Regions from separate parts of the Homo sapiens genome. Here regions 2 and 3 are each linked to region 1. The links are chromatin loops, found by intact Hi-C in ENCODE. Cell type or tissue: Caco-2. All regions are shown on one strand. Each heading gives the region's core, and the rest is flanking DNA. Links, peaks and the distances in the headings are about the cores only.

Region 1 (7,521 bases), core at 1,962-5,961:
ACCTAGTTAATAGAAGCTATAAAAAGCAGCAATCCACAAAAACACTTTTGGGATATTTTGTGTGTTTTGTGAAGAATTTTTCATGTGGGTTTTGATTGCCTCATTGAGATGACCATAGTAATATGAACAAGAAACAATATTTTGTACATAACGTACACTGGGAATCTAATCAAAGCATTTGAAAAGATAGTGACAATAATAAATGTAAACTATTAATATTATTGTTTGGGACATCTGTCAAACTGTATTTGGCCTCATACTTCCCTCATTGGAACATTTGAGCCCTCATCAATCACACATCATTCCCAAAGGCAACAAATCATAATGGCTATTTCTCCTTTAGGACAAGGCTAAGCTTAAAGAATTTAAGTCCTGCCAGTGGCAGTAAGACTAAGTGCTAACAGGGGAAAGATATAAAGAGTTTTTTTTTCTTTTTGTTAGGAGCATTAAAAACAGTCACCAAACCATTGATTTTGATTTAACAGCTTACAAAGCTTCATTAAAAAGATTTTATATGTTTTCCTTTTCAATTCCCAACAATGAAAAGAACTTACTTATTATTAAATCTGTATTTTGTACAGACTTCTTCCTTATATTTCCAAGAAATAATTTTATATATGTATATGTATGTGCATGATTGTTTGTTCCTGTCTTTTTTATTCCTCATAGTATAATTGTAGAGTTTATCTTTAGTCCAAAAACTAGATAAAATCTTATCAAGGTAATTTAACTAATTCCTCGACTCCCTTTGGGACATTATCAAGACATTTGAGACTTATATGAACCTAAACCTTACAGACAAGCATTACCTCATACCTTATAGCCACACCTAGGTCTAAACATTGTAGACATACCTAGGCCTACACTTTATGGACACATATTGGCTTGCAGCTTTTAGGCCCTTAGAAGCTGATCTTTGATAGATATATATAGATCTATAACCATGTACATAGACTTCTAGGGGCCTATACCTTAGAGACATGTATAGGACTTTACCTTATATACACATATAAGCCTGTAGCTTGGAGCCACCTAGAGGCCTAGACATATAGAAAGGACCAAAATTCCTTGATGAACATTTTAAGGGCTAAGCATGCACCGTTGAGATGTTCTTATAATCACAGACTTTTCCAACTTAAAGGTTCAACATCCTAGGATCTCTCTCCCTCTGAATATTTGATGGACAAGGAAATTGAGACTCCAGGTGATTTGCATTAAGCTTGCAGATTTGATGATCAAGGACAACTCTTAAGTGTTCTGATTCTAGGCCAGTACCTATGCTCTAAGAGCATAACCACAGCTGTTCTTTGAATACAGAATGTACAGACATTCTGACCTCAGCATAATATGCTAGATTTGGAACCTGATTGGTGCAATAAATATGAGTAGATAAATTGATCTTATTCATAAGTTGAAATTCATATATTGAAATCCTAATACCCAAAGTGATGGTATTGGGAGATGGGGTCTTTGGAAGGTGTTTAGGTCATGAAGATAGAGCCCTTATTAATGGGATTAATTCTCTTATAAAGGAGACCTCCTTGCCCCTTCTGCCATGTAAAGACATAGTGAAAACGATGACTGTTTACGAAACAGTAAGTGAGAGCTCACCAGATACTGAATCTGCCTTGATTTTGGACTTCCCAGCCTCCAGAGCTATGAGAAATAAATCTACTGTTCATGAGCTACATAGTTTATGGTATTTTTTATAGCAGACAGAACAGACTAAGAACAAACCATTATTGAGCAACCTTTTTTATTTCTAAACCTCCCTCATGTTATGTTCCTTTATATGTAGATATCTAAAAACCTACCCCAGTGTCAAAATGGAGTCTCTTAAGATAGCCCAAGGCATTCTGATATTTTTGCAGTTAATACATTTCATTTAAAACATCACTGAGGCAGATTGTTGTCAGCTTGTAATTTATTTAAATTGGTGTTAGTTTCATTTCCATTTCTGTGGTCTCTGGCTTAGCATTTCAGAGGCAGAAAGCGAATCTGAGTTCAGAAAATGCCATATTTGCTTTTGGAAACATATGTTAAATCTTGCAAGGCCTATAAGTAATGACTGATTTCAAAATTAAAAATAAATAAAGAAACCCAATGGCAAGGCAGGTACCTTATTTTCAAATAAGAAGGTGAACATTTTTAGAAGGGCTGTCTTGGATATTGGAAACTGCCAAGCAGGCCAGTGCAGTCTGGGGCTAGCATGAAGTATTGATTCAGATGTCATAATTAAATGAGCCTGAGACTGAGCTCAGATAGACACTCTTTGGAAAGATGGATAAAGAGTCAGGAAGAGATATGAGTTAGAGTCTCTTTCCCTAATAGTACTTGTCAGAATTTCAAGGGTGAGAGGTTCTATCAATTGGAACAAGAACGGCGTGGGTGTGATGGGATTTGGCACCTTATCAATTCTCTCCCTTCTAAGAGAACATGTGTGACATCTGTGATTTATTTCTGATCTACCAGTCTGGTGAGCATGAGTCTTGAGTTTGCTGCCAAATTACTGCACTCGTCTACATGCTAAAAGGCTGCTGTCACATTTAAGACTGTCAGAAATTCAGATCCTTCCCATGGGTGATCCCAGAGAGCACACAGAATAGGGACTTACTTTTTGCTTGTGGCGAGCCACGTGTGGGAGTTATGTTGTTACCAATCAACTTACATTAATCATGTTAGCTTTTCCCACCTCAACATCTGCATATATGATTAAAACAATATTATTGCCATATCAATGGAAATATAAAACATGAAATAAATTCTCCTATAATCTTACCACCCTGACATAAATGCTACCTTCACAGCCTCTGTTCATATGTACTCTGTAACATTATATTAACTTTTAGAAAACTTTTTCTGATCAACAGCAATTTATCCCATAGGGAGATATCTTCAAAATTGAGGAGGAGGACATTCTTAGTTGAATATGAAAAAAGAAGAGCACTCTAAAATCTATGGCACATCATGGGGAGGAAATAAATTAGATTGCAACAGCTTCTGAAAGGGACACACATTTTCCTTATCGCTAGTGTGGCTCTTGGAAGGTCTTTCATTTGCCAGCCAACTCTATATGGATTAGGTCCTCTGATCTTTACATCCTCACCCTCAAAGGAAAGAAGCAGGTGATGATATAAGCATATAGGGCATCAGTGATATTTTATATTTTTCTTTAAATGCCACCTCTTCCCAGGTCCGTAGCAGGGAGAGATATCATTTAAAGTTGACACCGCAGTTCCTCTGGCCACTGAATCATGACCTTCTGACCTGGGAGCTAGCCTGAATCTATAGGATTTATCAAGAAGACCTTAATATTGCAGAATGGCAGTCCTCACCAATCATTTGTTCACCATCTCTCTTTTCTTGTTCTATCCTCATTATTAGAAGAGTCATTATTTTAAGCCATTCAGTTGCCTCAGGAACTGTAAAGTAACCCTAGTGATAATTCTCCATGGCACTTAGAACCACATAGTGTTCCCCTGATCATTTGGCCTAACTTACTCAGAAAATGAAATTTACAAATTTTTTTGATTCCCAAGGTTTTGCGCTACAAAGGCTGTTGCCATCTGTTTTCTTGTCTAAGAATTGTAATCAAACTGGAAAACCACCAGGATGTATTTTATTTATTGACAGGCTAACCTCCTGCATATTTATAAGATGTAGGTTACGAATGTGTGCAAACTGACCAAAAATGTGATATAAACTGTTTTATATGGTGGGAAGTGCTCACATTTTTTTTAGAATTCTAAAACTGGAGAGACTCTTAGTTATTCTATTGCCCAACTCCCTAATCCGACAAATAAGGAACAGGAGGCTCCAAAAGGTTATCAGCCCAGAATCTGAGACTTCAAGCAGTGTAGCACAGGCTTTGAAGTCAAAAGCCCTGGCGTGAACCACTGATTTGTCTCATACTTAATCCTTGGAAATCCGTGAGCAATTTACTCAGCTTCTCTCTATAGCTTTGTGTCCTCAGCTGTAAAATGGAGAGGAGATACCTGTTCCAAAGTTGTCGGGAGGATTAAATGAGATAAGTTAACAAAATGCTGAGCCCACCATTCCTGGCACATTTTGGTTGGTGGAAGCTACTCTTTAATCAATGGAAATGATTCTTTATGTTGGAGGTGGCCACAAAGAGAGATTCCATCCCCAAGACTGGAAGTCACACGTCCCTTTTTTGTAGGGAAAAGACAGTCTGTTTTGAAGGAACACCACCTTGGAGGAAAGCTTATTCCTGTAGTATTTGGACTTTCATCCTCATATCGAGATATGAGAAAATTGTTTTGTTCATTTATACAATCCCTGCTGGAAAGTGTTGCCAGAAATAAACAAGCTCTCAGGAGCAAATGATTCATTTCTCATCTACTCAGATGACATCTGGTTTAAGTGTGATGAATACATGCTTGTTTAAATCATGTGGTGACGGTGATGCTATCTGACAGAAATGTGTGCAAATATTTGGGGAATCCCTTAAGTGCCTGCTACCAAAGGGTGAGCTTATTTAACAGGGGGAAAAGCACAAACTTCAGTCTATCAAATCAATGCTTGCATCCATTTCCTAAGGCTATAAGATTTGGAGCTACAGCGGTCGCTCTATTTGAAGAGTAGGTGGCTATTTTGACATTAAATGTAGATGCCACTAGCAGCATGAGGATGTGAAACAAATGCTCAATGGTCACTGGGACATTTAGGAAATAGCCTTTGAATAAAAGAAATGTCAAGTGACCCTACATGTTTGAATGGACTTCAGTACATTTAATGGTTTGGTTATTGTTTTTATTACCTTCACAGTTATTCATTTAATAGTGTTTAGTGGATTGTGCTAAGCCAAACACAGAACACCGAGGAGGAAATGGAAGATGTGTGTCTGCCAGGGGACTTCACATGGCCACAGGGGAAATAATCAGTCTTAACATAATGCTTGATTATTCAGATCCACACGGGACAGATGTGGCACATCCTGAAAAATGCATGGGCATTATCAGCTATTTTGAATTGTTCTTGCCAAGCCCACTCTTCCTATCCTGAATAACCTGAGAATTAGCAGTATTTAACTGAAATGTATTGAGAGTCATTTGTCTGAAGGGAATTTAAATTATATATAGAAATTCTAAGTTATCTGAATATTGAAAGTTGAAGGCTTATGCATAATGCACAACAATTGCTCGCTGAGTTAGGAATAAACATTTACATGGAGAAAATCGTGTGAAACATGGCAAAGCATAAGGAATGCACGCTCGATATACAGCCCATTTAATAATATATGCAAAAAAAGAAAGAACAACTATCTGTTTTATGCAGGCCATCAGTAGCTACTATTTGTGTAGCACTTTACAGTTTTTAAAATACTTTCCATGATTTATATCATGTGAGATGATGATCCTATTTTACACCAGGCAATTAATAATATTTTTCAACAATATAATTGGCATCTCAAATACATAGTTGTTTTCCTGAAATATCAATAAATAAAACCAATTTTATGAGGCATTTATATAAAGTAGCCCCCAAATGTTTCATAATAATTGATTTTTACATATGAAGCCTATTATCTCTGTCATTATATTTTCTTCAAGTGATTTGTTGCTAATTTATGTTTGGAATGATGGGGAGGTCTATAGACAGCATTGAAGTGGGCATTTTATCGTGGAACCAAAAATATACCAGTTTATCACATATTTCAGAATTTTTCAAGCGTGTCCTTAAGCATTAATGGTAATAGAGTAAATGTGCAGTGAGCAGAAATCATCTCTGCTCAAATGAGAATGAGCTTCAGTTAATGGGAAGAGGTTTGGTGATTGTAGGTTGGAACAGCGTCTTTGAATACCTTCACCAGACTAGATTTTATAAGAGTACAAAATGCAGAGGAGTGCATATAAATATGTGGATGTGTGTGTGCATGTGCTTGTAGGGTGCATAGAATAAAAACTGGAAGGGTACACACAACTGACGAGGAACTCTCTGGGAAGTGCAGTGTAAATGGGAAGGTGATGGAAAGGGATTTTTTTTTTTACTCCATATACTTCTATATTATTTCAATGATTTTTGCAATGAGAATATATTCATTTACTACTTTTGTAAAAATTTTAAAAATAAGCCTAAAATGCACCATGATGCCGAGAATTAAAAATGGACCAATCTGGTCACATCTGCTTTTTTTTGTTTATTGGCTTGTAAAGGAATTTTCTGGTTTTTCCTCAGATAGATGTGGTTCCGAGCATCTAGGGATGGAGACTCTCCATTTTTGGCCTTTCTTATCTCATTTGCTGTATTTCTGTTCAGTGGTGTGCTATTAACTGTTGAACAGCTGGATCCTGGGATAAGAAGGAAGATCCAATTTGTAGCATTTGCTGATACCTGTGGTGTAAATATTTTCAAAGTAGCCAATTTTCAACTACCAATCTGATGTCAAGCAGCTCACAAAATCTCTAGAAATTGTCAATTGGCTGTCATTCCAGTGGCTCAAATCGTGGTGTCTAACGCCTTGATTCTCCTCCAAAAGGATGCTCTTTTGGACTGAGTATCAGATTTCTGAAAACCTATACTGTTAGAAGGGAAGGTTCAGGACAGAGAAAGAGGAAGATTCGTTGGATAATTCTTTAGCCAACCAAGAGTGGAACTGGAGGCCCGAAGGCTGAGTCTTCCAGAGCCTACCACCAGATTGAAGTGGCAGCTGCCAGTCTTCCCACAGTGCCAACGGGCACATTCCCAACCCAGTAGTGCCAATATAGAAGAAAGTAGGCCTCAAGTTCTTCATTTATAAAATGGAAATAATAATTCAATGAAAGGCTAAGAACTATAAATCACTTAGAAAAAAAGTGTTATATTTAAATATTTGCACCCAAAGATGTTTTCTTCTTCAAATCAACACTTCTGAAAGCTTTCCAACTTTCTCCAAATGGAGCATAGTATGATTCTACAGCTTTGTGTTCTCGTTCCGATCAATTCTAAAACAATCTTAAGTCAATCTTAGAGACAAGGAAGGGTATTCTCTGGACCTCTAAACAGCTTCCTCTTTCAAGGCAGGTTACACTAAAGGACAAGCTAGCCTAACAGTGTGCTTTTGGCATAGCCTGGTCAAGGACAACTAGGGGTTTTGACTTAATTAAGATAAGGCTTCTTTCAAGTGACTGCTTGGAAGTCAACAGAGGAGACTTGGGGTAGATCTCATCTTCGTGCTCAAAGGGCAGAAGCTGAGAGCAAAGAATGGTGTTTGAGGCTTTTGGCAATAAGGGATTGAATGATGAGAACTTTTTGCCCTGTCCCCGACCCATAGATGAGAGGAGGATGCTTATTTCTATGTGACGCCAACCTGTAGCAAGTGGGAATATGTAGACCGATTTCATCTACAACCAGGGAAGTGGCTGATTGACTACAAATTAGACATCTTGATGTCAGTAGAGGTTATTTAAGTGATACAGACTAAGAAAAGCACATTGACACAGTCAGCACAGGATAACATAGATTCTCTGTGAGGCTGACTTCGCCCAGTATCCAGCAGTGGCTGTGTAAGAAATCCTGGTC
Region 2 (7,521 bases), core at 1,413-5,412, 260 kb before region 1:
TCTGGTTCCCCATAAATCGTCTGCATAAATCCATGGGGAGACTGATATTTTGGGCCCACACTATTTATGACTGAGGTTGAGATATGTGATCAATTAGCTTTTAATTTTGTCCAAATTAACTTACGGTGTAAATACAGACTAACACTTGGTTATGTACAAATGCCAATTAAAGGCAACTTCTGCCAGAAAGTTGTTGGCTAATGATGTGTTTTTTGAGGAACAGAAGTTTTAGTCATTAGAGAGGTGCTGTTGTTCACATCCTTATCATGCTTAGAAGGAACATTTTCCAGTGTTTATATATTGGTAAGAATATTGTGGACTTCTTGACTTGCTCTTCAGTGACTGAGAAGCTTAGCAAGATGTCTCTTCAGCTAATTTTTATGTTTTAATATAGAACCAAACTTTCAGAAGAGTTGATGCTAGACTGATTTTTTATGACTTAAGTAATTAAAATTTTTTGTGAATACACCATTTTGTTCAGAAGCATGTTTACAGAGTTTGTAATAGTAATATGTTGCTGACAGTGAAGGTGAACAAAATGTTGAAAGGCTGCAATGGTGTTAAAGTAATGAATTAATGAAAAACTGAGTGGTTCTCTGAGGCTCCTGAAACCCTTCCCACAGGAAGAGAGATGAAGATTTCCTTCAGACCAGCCTGATCTAAATAGGAAACACCCTCAACTTCCTCCCAGCCCTGCTTATCTCTTTGCTTGTGTTTAATGTAAAATTTTCATTATTTAGTTACTAGAGACATTCATTCAGAGTTTAGCATCTGTCCTTTGAACTTGTTTGCATTGGTGTGGTCTGTCATTAATTGAAAGCTCCTAGATTGCAGGGTCAAGTTTTCTTACATTCTGTGACTAAGATGCTTATTACCACCCCATACTAAACAGATACTGAAGAAAAGCATTCAGTGTGCTTTTGTTTACCTTTCTCCTTGCCTCTGGTGGAAAAGTATTTTTCTGGATTGCTTCATCAGTAATACCACTGATGAGGCTGGGGATGAGGGGGTTGAGATATGATATGGGGTGGGGTTAAGGTTAGGGAGCAATTTAGGGTGGGGAGTAGGAGCTCTTTGCAATCAAAAAGATCCAGAATATTCACTTCACAACTTACCATCTTTCTGGCCTCCGACTTTCCAAACCCAAATTTCCTCACCTGTAAGGTGAGGCTATTATACCTGTGTTATGGGCTGAATTGTGCCAGATCTCCTTTCCCAAATTCATACATTGAAATCCTAACCCCAGAACCTCAGAATGTGACTGTATTTGCAGATATGGTCTTTATGGAGGGTACTTAAGTTAAAATCAGGTCAGCCAGGTGGGCCCTAATACAATATGACTCATGTCCTCAGAAGAAGAGGACATTTAGACACAAACATAGACAGAAGGAAGACATCATAAAGATACAGGAAAAAGACGGCCATCCGCGAGCCAAGGAGTGAGGCCTGGAGCTGTTCCTTCCCTCACAACCCTCAGAAGGGACCAACCCTGTTGACACCTTGATTCTGTACTTCCAGCCTCTCCTTTCACTATGAGAAATCTCTGTTGTTTAAGCCACCCAGTCTGTGGTACTGTGTTATGGCAGCCCTTGCAAATGAATACAACTTACCTTACACTCCAGTTGTAAATAGATCAGACACTGTGAAGAGCTTATGGTGCATAAAGACACTCAGCAAATGGGAGCTTGATAAAATGATCAGAGCTAGAGAAGGGAACAGAAGTGGAAATATTTCTAGAAATATATTTGAATCCTTAAAGCCTGGGTAGATGTGGAAGTTAGGTTTGGAAGGAAATTCAGGTAAGTTTCTTTTTATTTAAATTAGGCCCCCTGCAAACATAAGAGCATTTATGGATCGACTGTATCCAATTGTGTTTTTCTTTGTGGTTGTCTTTTGGGGATGATAAATGAGCCCAAATAATAACAAATGAGCCTCACAGAAGGATTTATGATTTTGAACCATAGGGTTCAGATGGTGTCTGCAAGTTGAATGCTTGGTAAAAATATGTAAGCAGTGGTGTCCCAGTCTGTCTGGTTTTGTTGGATTGGTTTCGCACTTCATTGCTTTCTGGCAAAGAAATAGTGCAAGCCCAAATAATTTTAAAAATTGCCAGTGTTAAAATGTTGCCTCCTGCTATTCACTCATACTCCTCTCTGAATAATCAGCGGTGGCTGTATTTATGTGGATCTAGGGAACATTTTTTTAAATATCAGCTTTACATGCCAAGTTACCCTTTTTAACTTAAAGAAAGTTCTTTTATTTGCAAGCTATTCTTCAAGATAAATAAGTATTATTTTCCTATTTTGTACCTTTGAAGAATAATTCTTTCTAATTTGAAGTTTGGTAAAATTATAATTTTGAGTAATTTCTTAGGTGCCTGGATTTCTTATAAAAATGTCAGGATTGGCAAATCTCTTAAGATATTAGGATTCTCTAACTACTCTGCCCTTCAGCTACTTTGATGCAACATGTTTTGTTAAACACTAATAGTTCTTCCGAAGTCATAGCAGCAGTTAGGGAAGGTCATGTAGGTGGGGGAGTTTTATTTTGTGAACTATTCTCCCTCTCCACACAAACATAAAATTAAACCATAATCAAATTGATTCTTTAGAAGGCTAATCAGGGTTTTGTTTTGCTTTGGTTTGGTTTTAAGATAATTCTGTAAAGAGTGCTCTCCTGGCACAGAAAGAAGACATTGGTCACCACCCAGAGAGGTGACTCCACAGCAGTCATTAGCTGGACCTAACTGTAGCTTAAATACCATGAGTCACAAAGGAAATACACAAGTGATAACAGCAGGTATTCACTCGTGCTTATAAACTGTTAACACCCAGCACAGTGGAAAAAGTGATAAGCTTATTTGATTAGCTCAAAAGTTCTCAGAAGTTCCTGAGGCTGTTCTCAGTTCCAAGAGGAGATAATAAAAATTCTAACTACTCCCCTTCTGGTACCCATCATCTTTTCTCTGGAGGACTTCAAAGGCTTCATTTGTGGCCTCGCTATCTTAACTGCTATACCTCCTCCACCATACTTCTAAAGCACAATTGTGTCTTGCCGCTTCTGCCTAAAACTGTGCAGTCACCCCTGATTACCCTCCATATAAAGTTTCAATCCCTCAGTGAGGTCTACAAAGTGCTTTACGATCAGGCCTCTGTCTACCTCCAAATTCATTTCCTGCAACTACCTTTTTGTGCCTGTTGTCAGTCAGTCAGAAATACCTGCAGTTGCAGGCTTTCTCATGCCTCCGGGCCTTTGCATGTGATGTTCCTGTTGTGAACAAGCTCTCTGACATCTAGATTTCTTGATCTAGCCACCTACTGCTCTCCATCAGCTCAATCTAGACTTTCCCTGCTATGAGACTGGGTTGAATGTTACTTCCATGTGCTCCTCCTACCCACCCCGTATGTATTACTGTATTGAAAGTACACTTACCCCGCCCTTATTCTTGGGCTCACTCTCTGAGGTTTTAGTTGCCTATGGTTAACTGTGGTCCAAAAATATTCAATGGAAAATTTTGGAAATAAATAGTTCATAAGTTTTCAATTGCATGCCATTTTGAGAAATGTGGTGAAATCTAACCCTGTCTGGCCCCATCTCACCCAAGATGTGAATCGTGCCTTTGTCCAGCATGGCCACACTGTAGACACTCCCTGCTTGTTAGTTACTTGGTGGCCCACTCCGTTACGGTTATCAGATTGACTGTGGCAGCATCACAGTGCTGGTGCCCAAAGAACCCTTATTTTGTTTAATAATGGCCCCAAAGTGCAGGAGTAATGATGCTGGCATATTGCTATAATTGTTAGTTGTTCTATTTTATCATTGTTAACCTCTTGCTGTGCCTAAATTATTAATTAAACTTTATCATAGGTATGTTTTATATAGGAAAAGACAGTATATATGGGGTTCAGTACTCTCCATGGTTTCAGACATCCACTGGGGGTCTTGGAATGTATCCCCCCTGGATAAGGGGGACTACTATACTTGTTACTTGTCTCCTGCACCGGATAGTAAGTACTTTGAAGGGAGAAACAGTGTCTTGTGCCTGTTATATATACACTACCTAGCTAGTGTCAAATTATAAAAGAATATGTGTGATGAAGGAAGGAAAGAAGGTGGGGAGGAGGGAGGGAGGGAAGGAAAATAAAGGAAGGAAGGAAATAAGGAAGGAGGGAAGGAAAATGAAAGAAGGAAGGAAAAGAAGGAAGGAAGGAAGGGAAGGAAGGGGGCAATGGAAAGTATCAGAAGTGGGAGGGTGTTGTAGAGAGAAGGAATTGGTATTAATGGAGAACTTATTATTTATCCTACCAGTCTCTTTCATTAAATCTTCATGACAGCTCTTTGAAGCAGGAATTATTATCTCTAATTACAGATGAGGAAAGTGGGCCTCGGAGAGTTCAGCCCATTGTCAGGGGTTTCACAGCTCGTAGGTTGTGGGACTGGGATTTGAATGCAGATCTGCCTGATCCCCCAACCTGACCCTGTGCTCCCTGTCCCATTTCTAGCCATATCATGGGACAGATAAAGATGTCATATAATCACCTGGTGTATTCACCACAGTCTTGATCAAGCCAGGCCGCTCTAATTCTCAGCTGCTTCTCATTAGCCAAGATTCCTGCACTTTAGGCTGAAATAGAAAGAAGCTCAAAACAAACCCACTGGCCTATTTTTGTTAATCACTATAAACGGTGGCTGTAGCAGAGCTGATTCATTTAATTGAGGATGTAGAAAATATTGCAGAGAGTAAAGAAAAGGCTAGGAATGCCAAATTAAATTTCTTGGAAAATAGTGGTTTGCATTCTTCAAAGGGGTCATTGCTGAATTTGTAATCAGATTGTAATGAATTTCAGCTGAAGTATTAAGTTTGTGGTATCCAGAAACCGGGAAATATGTTTGTGTTGTGAGTTCCTTACATCATGGAGTGTCATGTGCGTAAGTACACTTAATTAGATACTCTGATGACATTAGTAACAGTGTCAAATGTCATGAATGGCTAATTGCTTGCCAATCGAAAGCCCTATTTACATAAACACCAGGGGCCCACTCAGAGGTCTGCACCAACCATCTTTTAAGCTAAGATGTATCTTCAGTACCTTGGGACAAAGAAATGAGCATTTTCTTACAGAAATCCAAGAGACATTACAGGGGAGATAAAGAAATTTTTGAAGAAAATGTCTCTCGTCTGATCAGTTAGAGATTGGAAACTATAAGAATTTTTAAAAATAATAGTTATTAAAATGCATAATATTTTGTGGCCTTTATAGCTAGCTAAAGCACAATACTATCTTCTATATTTTATATTTTCTAAGTGTACTTTGATTCTGCATGTAAAGTTTCAGCCAAGCAACTCAATTATATTTTGAAAGCCATTCTGGAGTTTTAGCTTTACAAAGTTAACCTCCCACTTCTGTGCCACCACTCACACATACTAGCATCAAATGGATATAGAAAAACAACAATTTATTTTTTTCCAGGAATATTATTTGTGTTCTAGACTTTTAAAACAGACATGGATGTTAAAATTGTCATCCAGTTTTCCTCATTTTACAGATGAGAAATTAATCCCCAGAGACTTACAGTAATTCACTTAAAGTCACCTAGCTCCATGTTTTTTCCGCTCCACTCATGTTATGGGCTGAATGTTTGCTTCTCCCTCTTCCCTAAATTCATGTGTTGAAGGCCTAACCCTCAATGTTCTTGTATTTGGAGGTGGGGCCTTTGGGAGACAAATAAGTTGAGATAGCATCTTGAGGGTGGCACTCTTTTGATGGGATTAGTGCCCTTTTAAGAACAGAAAGGGAGGGACATCTCCCTCTGCAGAAGCATGTGCCATGGAAAGGCTATGGGAGCACACAATGAAAAGGCAAGGTGGCTGTCTACAAACCAAGAAGTGGGCCCTTACCAGACACCAAATCTGCTGGCTTAGACTTCCCAGCCTCTGGAACTATAAAAAAAAAAAAAAGTCTGTTGTTTAAGCCACCAAGTCTATGATATTTTGTTATAGCAGACTAAAATAATCCTACTCATACAAAAAGGATTGGAGCAGTTTATTGGTTCCTATTAGTGATTATGATCCATTTTTATAAACTATTATTCAAACCATCGGGAATGCAAAGCATTTTTTTCTCAAAGTCAAGCAGTAAATTGACAGCAAAAATGAAACAAAAGATCAGACCTCCTGAGTCATGGTCCAGAGCTTGTGATGTCAAGCATGTTGCTACTTAAAGGAAAGAATGTTTGTGTTTGATAATCTCATCACTTCTTAAAGCAATACCTGTTTGTTGACTGCGTTTTGCAAACTCTGCTATCCTTGGTCTTTTAGAGAACTCACAAGCTTTCCTGACATACAACTTTGACATTTAAAAATTGTTCTGCTATGTTTGAAGAAAACAAAGGATGCAAAGGTTCTCTAACAGTTGCATGAGTTCACTGAGACAACACTCAAACTACAGCTCTGGGACCCTGAATGTATATACCCTTGATTTATATACCCTGGGTTCCACTTGGTTTGCCGAGTCGAGTGCTGTAAAACATCTACATCTTGTTCTAAGAAGAATGAGGACATAACCTGGGTTGTTCTGGATACCTCCTCATTATCTTAGGATGTTGCATTCTTGGTAAATTCTGCCTGAGAATTGCAAGCAAGCGGCAGCAGAGCTGGGTCAGCCAACATCATCTGGAAAGGGAATGACCCTGTATCATGAAATCTCATGCATAAGCTGTAGGAGCAGGAAAAAGTTAAATGGTAGAAGAGATCATAGTGTCTATCCAAGAGTGTTTGGGGGAAACTAGGGCCCAAGGGTGATATAATATTTGGTGGCTTGTACACAGAGTATGGGGTAGAAGCTGAACAGAACTGTCACCCAAATTCAGTGCTATTTCTTTATCTTTCCAAGCAAAAGTAGTATGTATGACAAAGAAAAGGGTGAGACAAGGGTAAGCTGTAGTCAGTTTTCCCCTCTTCTCTCCTCCCTTACTCTTCCCTTGCCTCCCCTTTCATCTCCTTCCTCTTCTGTTCTTTCCTCTCCTCTTGTCCCTTCCTCATCCCTCCCTTCCTATAAATTATGAAGAAATATGTATTGAGATGTGTTTTTAGAACTTCTTCTCAAAACAGGTCTGTATTTTTACTTCTGTGCATTTGTGGAATTAACTGACTCCACTTAACAGTAAAATAAAACAGCCCTAAAAGAACATAAAGTTTATATTAAATGGTTATGAAAATAATGGGCACCTTCGCCCACTGAGATTGTGTTGAGTGAAGTTCAGTGACGATACTAAATAGGCCCCCTCCCACCTCACTAGGAGCCAATTGACAGATATGGAAGTCAGACAGAGGTAGGTATTTTGGTCTGCTTTTTTATTACTGAAGAGTAAACTGGAGGATGTGAACTGCCTGGCTGGCAACACTGGGCTTCCAAATAGACTTTCTGACTTAGTCATGAGCTGTATCTCTTAAGTCTATGGTCTGGCAGAAATTGGAAGAAAATCATGCACTCTGTGGGAAGGCATCCCAAAGAGAGTTCC
Region 3 (7,521 bases), core at 1,413-5,412, 130 kb after region 1:
GTCTCACTCTGTCACCCAGGCTGGAGTGCAATGGTGTGATCACAACTCACTGCAGCCTCAACTTCCCCAGGCTCAGGTGATCCTTCCACCTCAGCCTCCTGAGTAACTGGTACAGGCACGTGCCACCACACCCAGCTAATTTTTGTATTTTTTTGTAGAGACGGGGGTTTCACCATGTTGCCCAGTCTGGACGTGAACTCCTGGGCTCAAGTGATCCTCCTGCCTCAGCCTCCCAAAGTGCTGGGATAACAGCTGTGAGCTACCATGCCTGGCCAGAAAGTGTTTTCTTGAGATGGAATCTACTCTTGGTGAAGATGCTGTGAACATTGTTGAGATGACAACAAAGTATTTAGAACATTCCATAAACTTAGTTTAAAAGCAGGAGCAAGGTTTCAGAAGATTGACTCCAATTTCAAGAGAAGTTCTATCGTGAGTAAAATGCTATCAAACAGCATCAGATGCTACAGAGAGATCTTCTGTGAAAGGAAGAGTCCATCAATGCAGCAACTTCATTGCTGTCTTACTTTAAGAAATTGTCGGCCGGGCGCAGTGGCTCATGCCTATAATCCCAGCACTTTGGGAGGCTGAGGCGTATGGATCACTTGAAGTCAGGAGTTCAAGACTAGCCTGGCCAACATGGTGAAACCTCATCTCTACAAAAATAGAAAAATTAGCTGGGCGTGGTGGCGCATGCCTGTAGTCCCAGCTACTCAGGAGAAGAATCACTTGAGCCCAGGAGGAGGAGGTTGCAGTGAGCCGAGATCGCGCCACTGCACTCCAGCCTGGGTGACAGGGACTCATCGAAGCAAGATCTCCACCAGCTAAAAGATTGTGACTTACTGAAGGCACAGATGATCATTGGCATTTTTAGCAATAATGCATTTTCATTAAGGTCTATATATTGCTTTTTTAGATATAATGCTATTGCACACTTTTAGACTATAGTATAGTGTAAACATAACTTTTTTTTTTTTTGAGACAGAGTCTAGCTCTGTCACCCAGGCTGGAGTGCAGTGGCATGATCTCATATCACTGCAACCTCCGCCTCCCAGGTTCAAGTGATTCTCCTGTCTCAGCCTCCTGAGTCGCTGGGATCACAGGTGCACACCACCACACCTGGCTTTTTTTTTTTTTTTTTTTTTTTTTGTATTTTTAGTAGAGATGGGGTTTCACCACGTTGGTCAGGCTGGTCTCAAACTGCTGACCTCAAGTGATCTGCCCACCTCGGCCTCCCAAGGTGCTGGGATTATAGGCGTGAGCCACCACGCCCAGCCTTGCTTTCATGATTTTAAAGGTATTTTAAATCAAAAGGTCAAGAAGTGCACAAATTCAGGATTAATTATTTGTATTTAGGATTATTTGCCACAGCGTTGACCAAATAATCATTTGTGGCCAAAGTTTTTGAAGAATAGACTATAGAGAGAGGAGATCAGAGTGGGCCAATAGGGAGCCATGCAGTGGCCCACATTTGGAAAAGGAGAGGAATGTGCTGAGCGGAGTTGACGGATAATTAACTAGAAATGACTGCACTGAAAAGTGTGTGTCTGCTGGTGTTGCTGAAAAAGGTTGGAGTGTGGGTTTATCACATCCCGAAAAAGGCTAAGGAGAAGAGGAACTGAAGAAAAAACCTACCGATTCACTAAGGATTTCCCACCAAGAGGCCTCAATAAAGACAAACTGGCTTTTATAATTCAATTCAAACACAAATTATTTTTTAAATTAATTCCTACGGTTTGCATTGATATTTTAACATGAGAAGTGGAGTTCAGAAACTGCAACAAAAGGGATTTGAGCAGTGATAAAATATTTGTAAGCCTCTCCTGATGACCTTGGTACTGAAAGAGACTGTTCTCCTGTGTCGGGGAAGGTTCTGGACCGCCTTTCCAGCAGCATTTTATCATCAGAAAACGGCTCACTTCATAAGGTTTATAACCTTCCATAAAACTGCAGAACATTTTATTCTTTTTTCATTAAGCCACCTTTGGAATCATTTTAGTCCCTTTATAGTCTCTTATTTAATCTGTTTTTTCGTAGACTAAAGGGAGAAAAAATTCTATCAGTGGTCAAAATAGTAATTAGATAGTGTAAGTCACAGCCTGATGGCTTCAAGGCATACATACTTACTACTTATCTCCTCCATCTGCCTTCATCAGTGAATTCTTTTACTCCCAAGCACATCTTTACCTTTTTCTTAAACAATGGAAAAAAGAAACTACCAAACCGTGCATTTTCCCAATTATAAGAGTTACTAATGTTTATATTCTTTTCTATTAAAGCATCATTCCCATGGTGTAAAAGCTCTTTTACCAAACCCTAAGGAAAGCATGAATTAATAAAACATCAAGAGATTTTATTTCCTATATTGAAAACTCCTATAGTTGCATAAAAACAACTGAATCTTTTGGAAATACGTGTAATCACAAGGAGAGGAACATTAAAAGAGAGAAACTCACTACAAAATAAATCTTAAAACCACTTTCATGTTTAAAAAGAAGAAAATATCAGTTCTTCTTATTCCTGAAGGATTTTTTTTTAAAAAAATCTTTTAATTAATGACAGCCCTCAGGGCACTGAGCAATTGTTAATTAAAACAAGGAGAAAAGGAAGAGGAAGTAGGCAAAAATGCTAAGATGAACACGTTTCCTTTTCTCTGCAGGGGAATAACATTACCAAATGAACATTAATAAATATGAATACTATTGAGAAGAAATACATTTAAAAAAATTTTAACTCCCACCTCAGCTTGACACACACTAGCAGCTACATAAATTAATTGGGGCGCCTCGAGAATTATAAACCCCTGGGTGTCACCTTTTGTCTAATTGAGTATTGGTAGCCATCACCCTACCCTCATCAGGATGGATTGTTTCTTTCTCGGTGCAAGCTGACTTCTGTCAGGGAATAGCGCCTGATCAAAGGTCTTCTAAGGGATTTCATTCACTTTCATTCACTTTCATTCTTGCAGTGGGCGGGCATTCACGTAGGCAACCGCCATCATTATAAAACATTTCTTAAATGCGAGTTAGGAGCTAGACTCACTGCCCATTCAATTCATTGGTCTTTCCCTTTGCAGCCATTAAATTTTTACTTAGAAAAAAATAATTATCAGATCTTTTCGTTCACCCCCTGTGCTTACCTAATTTGGGCAGGTTATTAGTAATAACATTTTCCTGGTCGTTCCCTACCACTTTCCCCTCTACCTCACATGAAAAAGGCTTTTATCTTTCTCATAAGCTCAGAAGTTCACTTAACAAGCAGAGCTTTAGAAGCCAAGAACAAGAAAAAAAAAAAAAAGGTAAGAGAATCTGTTTTCTACTTTATTTGGAGGGGGACAGAAACCCAGAATCCCATAGGCTGTATGTTTAGCATGAAAAAAAAAAGTCATTATTTGAAATTAGGACAACCAGGGATAGTTTTTCCCAACTTTTAAATGATCCCAGTTTTACGTAATTTTATGGGCTTTTCATCAAAGTTGTTTTTCAAAAATAGAACTCAACCCCTTAGGGTTTAAGAGTTTTTTCCCCTTTAGTGTGCGTGCACACACCCCTTTGATGTTCCGCATGCTAGCATATCAGGGTCAGTGCATGGGGGCCAGTGTCATTTACAGAATTTCTCAGATGCCAGCTAAGATCAGTAGCTAGGAGACAACTTAGAATTTCATTTTGCTCTTTGTTCAGATACATTCTTTACCACAGATAAGATCTTACCTCCCCAGCAGTCTATCTCTAAAAGAACAAACTCTAGGTAATCAAAAAGCTATATTCTACCCCCCAACCAAAAACAAATTGCTTATTTTAGCTAATACCTAGTCAAACATAAATGCCAGGGTAGAAAAAATAATGTATTTTCTCTTTCCTTGCTATAATAATATATACCAGTTGAAAACTCCTGATTTTCCTCAGACCACCTAAAAAGCTTTGTCCATTGCTTGTGCTCATGTAGTAGCTAAAGGAGGTTATTTACAAGGCACAAAGGAGAAATACATAGCCCGTCTATACTGCATCACTTTTTTGTTCTCTTCACTTGTGCATAGTATCTACTAATGACTAGCTGAGGATAGTAATTTACATAACATTGAAATGGAAAAATTAAAGGAACACTTTTTGCTTCGTTTTTCAAAGTGGACTTACCTAAGAAGCACTACCATGCTCCTTAAAAATGCTTTCTTGGTTCTCCCCACTGATGTCGCCAATCTGGGGGTGGGGCTCAGAAATCTATTTTTTGTTTTTTTAGAGCAAGGCAGGGTCTTGCTCTATAACCCAGGCTGGAGTGCAATGTTGCAATCATGACTTACTGCAGCCTTGAACTCCTGGCCTCAAGCAATCCTCTCACCTCAGCCTCCCAAAGTGCTGGGATTACAGGCACAGGAATCTATTTTTTTTAACAAGCATGAGAGCCATTCATAGGCCAAATTTATTTATTTATTTATTTATTTATTTATTTATTTATTTATTTGAGATAGGGTCTCATTCTGTTGCCCAGGCTGGAATGTAGTGGTACAATCACAGCTCACTGCAGCCTCGACCTCCTGGGCTCAAGTGATCCTCCAACCTCAGTCTCCCAAGTAACCGGGACTACAGGCATGCACCACCACACCTGGCTAATTTTTTATTTTTTGTAGAGATGGGATTTCACTATGTTACCCAGGTTGGTCTCAAACTCCTGGGCTTGAGCGATCCTGCCACCTTTGCCTCCCAAAGTGCTGGGATTACAAGAGTGAGCCACCTCAGCCAGCATGTTTTTTGTGGGATCTCATTATTTTTAACTGTCTCATGCAATATCTAATAATAAAATGTACATGTCTTCTTCATTTTATTTCTATATAGAGCGTGTTTTATTAATACATGTTGTTACAACATCTAATTGCAAATACATATGAAACTCTATCCAAACTCCTACCCAATCTCTTGGTAGTGGAAAGTACATCAGTCACAGGAATAGAACCCAGAGTCAAGGTCCTGAAGTTTGGGCCTTGGCTGGAGAGCAGAGTAGACTCAGGTCACAACACCAGGATGGGATACATGGAGGAGAAGGAGGAAGATGGGGGGAAAGGAAGATTCTAGGTCTGCCGAAAAAGATCAGGCAGGTAAAACTCAGAGACCTTCCAGCAAGGCCCAAAACACCACTAGCCACATGAGAGGTTTCAAGCAATTGACTCATCTGCCCCTAGTGGGATTTTTAAACTACAGACTGGTATAGGAGGTGACCTGTTTAGATTTACTCTCAAACCTGCTGTGTTGGGCCACTCCAATTTAGACTACACTTTGCTGAAGTTCTGAAATTCAAGAATTGCTTCTCACCTCCTTGTGACCTATGAAGAGATGTCATTATCTGGGTCCACCCACATTCACTTGGGAGTTCATTCAATAAAACTTTGCAATATAATGTAATGGGTGTCCCATAGGGATTCGGGGCAGAAATATTTTTAACTCTCATTTTGTTTCAAGTACAATAGACAGTAACTAAATTTTCCAGAAAACTTTAAAGATGCTTTTATCTCTGAAAGGTTTTTCTTTTTTAACCCACTTCAGTCCCACTGATGTTTTCACTAGCTTGCCTCCAGGATAATGCATTTGATATCAGTGAATGTGAATACACACTTCCAAATGCTTTGTGCAGGCTGATCCACTAGCTCTCTTTAGACTTTTGCTAATCAGAAATTGCTCAAGAAGGAAATTTGTGAGCTGTTTCCAAATTGCCTACTGCCTTAGACTTATGTAACTATGACAGGTTTATTGATGCAGCTGGGAGCAAGTTTTTAATCTTAGAAGAAAATGTTTATTTCTAAATAGAGGTGCATATACTTTTCATAAAAGTATTTCTAGAGGCTTTTTAAAATGCTTTGATGGTTTAAACTAATAGAAATAATAATCTTTAAATATGCTTATCAGTAGCATCCCCAGAATTCACGTCTTTAGTCTTTGTACGAATTAGATTTCCTGGCTAAACCTGTGAAAAATCTCATGGTATTAGGAAATCTGAATGTTGTTTCTTTGTATTATTCAGGAATTATATATTTTTAATTTTTAAAAAGTTAAATAGATGGAGATAATGTTGCAGTCTGAAAGGGCAGCCCTGAGAACTTATAATCAGTGCTATGGTGGCTGTCCTGCATTCTTTGGGGCAGAGCTTCCTGAGTTAGTCCCCACAGTTACTACCTCTCCTTCCTCGCCTTTCCTCTCTTGCTGCTCTCTCCTTCCTATCTTTACTAATTTATCTTCCCATGTCAACCCCTTAAATTCTGCTGCTCTTTCATAGAAATCACCTCGTTGTCCCGCTTCTCCACCACTCATATTCTAGATTGGTAGATATGGACCATACAGATAGTCTACCATGGCTACCATCAAATATTTTTGTTCACTTCATTGTGCATAGTTACCTACTAGTTATTCATTGGGAGTAGTAATTTGCAAATTATTTAAAAGGAAAAATTAAAAGAAAAAACTTTTTGCTGTAGTTTCCCTTTTTTTTTTTTTTTTTTTTTTTTTTTTTTTTTTTTTTTGAGACAGTCTTGCTCTGTCACCCAGGCTGGAGTGCAGTGGCACGATCTCAGCTCACTGCAACCTCCGCCTCCTAGGTTCAAGCAGTTCTCCTGCCTCAGCCTCCTGAGTAGCTGGGACTACAGGCATGTGCCACCACGCCCAGCTAATTTTTTGTATTTTTAGTAGAGATGGGATTTCACCATGTTAACCAGGATGGTCTTGATCTCCTGACCTCGTGATCCACCCGCCTCGGCCTCCCAAAGTGCTGGGATTACAGGCGTGTAATACACCGTGCCCAACCCTGCTATAGTTTTCAAAGTAGACTTACATCAGAATCACCTGGAGTGCTCATAATGTGTTTCTGGTCCTTCTCCCCAACTTTATTAATCTGGGGCATGTCCCAGGAATCAAGATTTTTCACAAGGATTCCAATGATTCTCATGCATACTCAAGTGTGAGATCTACTGAGAGGCCAAATGTTTTAATAAGGTAACATTTTTAGGTTGTCATCACCACCTCCTCATTTTTGCTCAACCCAACCCCATATCCAGTAAGTCTCAAAGCCTTCTTGATTCTGAATCCTCCCCCTGTACCCCTCTTCTCTGTTCCATCCCGTTTTGCTCTTTTTGGATCCATCATTCATTCTATCTGGTACATGTGCCTCCAGATTACCCCTCCAACCTACATCCACAGTATCTGTGTGGTTTTGGTTAACACTGAAATCTGATCATGTTTCACCTGCTTAGAATACTCACTGACTCCAGATGTTCACAGGTTAAAACCCAGACTCCTTCATGTTAGCTTGCAAGGCTTTGTCACCTGCCCCCAAGCTCCCACTCATGCTAATGTGATCCTTCTTGGCACCCTCTCTGCGTAATCACACTGCATAGTCTTTCAGTTTCTGAAGACACACTGTCTCTCACTTGGATACCTTCACATATGTTTACATGCCAGAAATAACCACACTCACCCTCCCACCTCTCCACTGCCCTTGTCCACTTGGGGAAATTCCGTTCAGCTCTACAGTTTCTGCTATGGT

What was found. A loop is a pair of places that touch in the nucleus more often than their neighbours do. Peaks named below come from ENCODE experiments on the same cell type or tissue, not always from the same donor. Only the 100,000 strongest peaks of a DNase experiment are listed, where the experiment ranks them.
Region 2: a loop joins it to region 1, with 9 times the contacts of the local background. A loop is called at or near these places in 1 of 110 quality-filtered maps.
Region 3: a loop joins it to region 1, with 14 times the contacts of the local background. A loop is called at or near these places in 1 of 110 quality-filtered maps.

Annotation. Positions count from the first base shown.
Region 1 is chr6:147,970,146-147,977,666 of GRCh38, forward strand. No RefSeq gene overlaps it. Among named protein-coding and RNA genes, the nearest start is that of SASH1, 370 kb to the right of the region's middle. In Caco-2, for the core only: no CTCF peak of the experiment used is centred there; a DNase peak (open chromatin) is centred at 3,866.
Region 2 is chr6:147,706,864-147,714,384 of GRCh38, forward strand. It overlaps a transcript of SAMD5 not described here. Among named protein-coding and RNA genes, the nearest start is that of SAMD5, 200 kb to the left of the region's middle. In Caco-2, for the core only: no CTCF peak of the experiment used is centred there; DNase peaks (open chromatin) are centred at 2,748 and 3,048.
Region 3 is chr6:148,100,732-148,108,252 of GRCh38, forward strand. No RefSeq gene overlaps it. Among named protein-coding and RNA genes, the nearest start is that of SASH1, 240 kb to the right of the region's middle. In Caco-2, for the core only: no CTCF peak of the experiment used is centred there; DNase peaks (open chromatin) are centred at 2,900 and 3,570; H3K4me3 peaks cover 504 bases.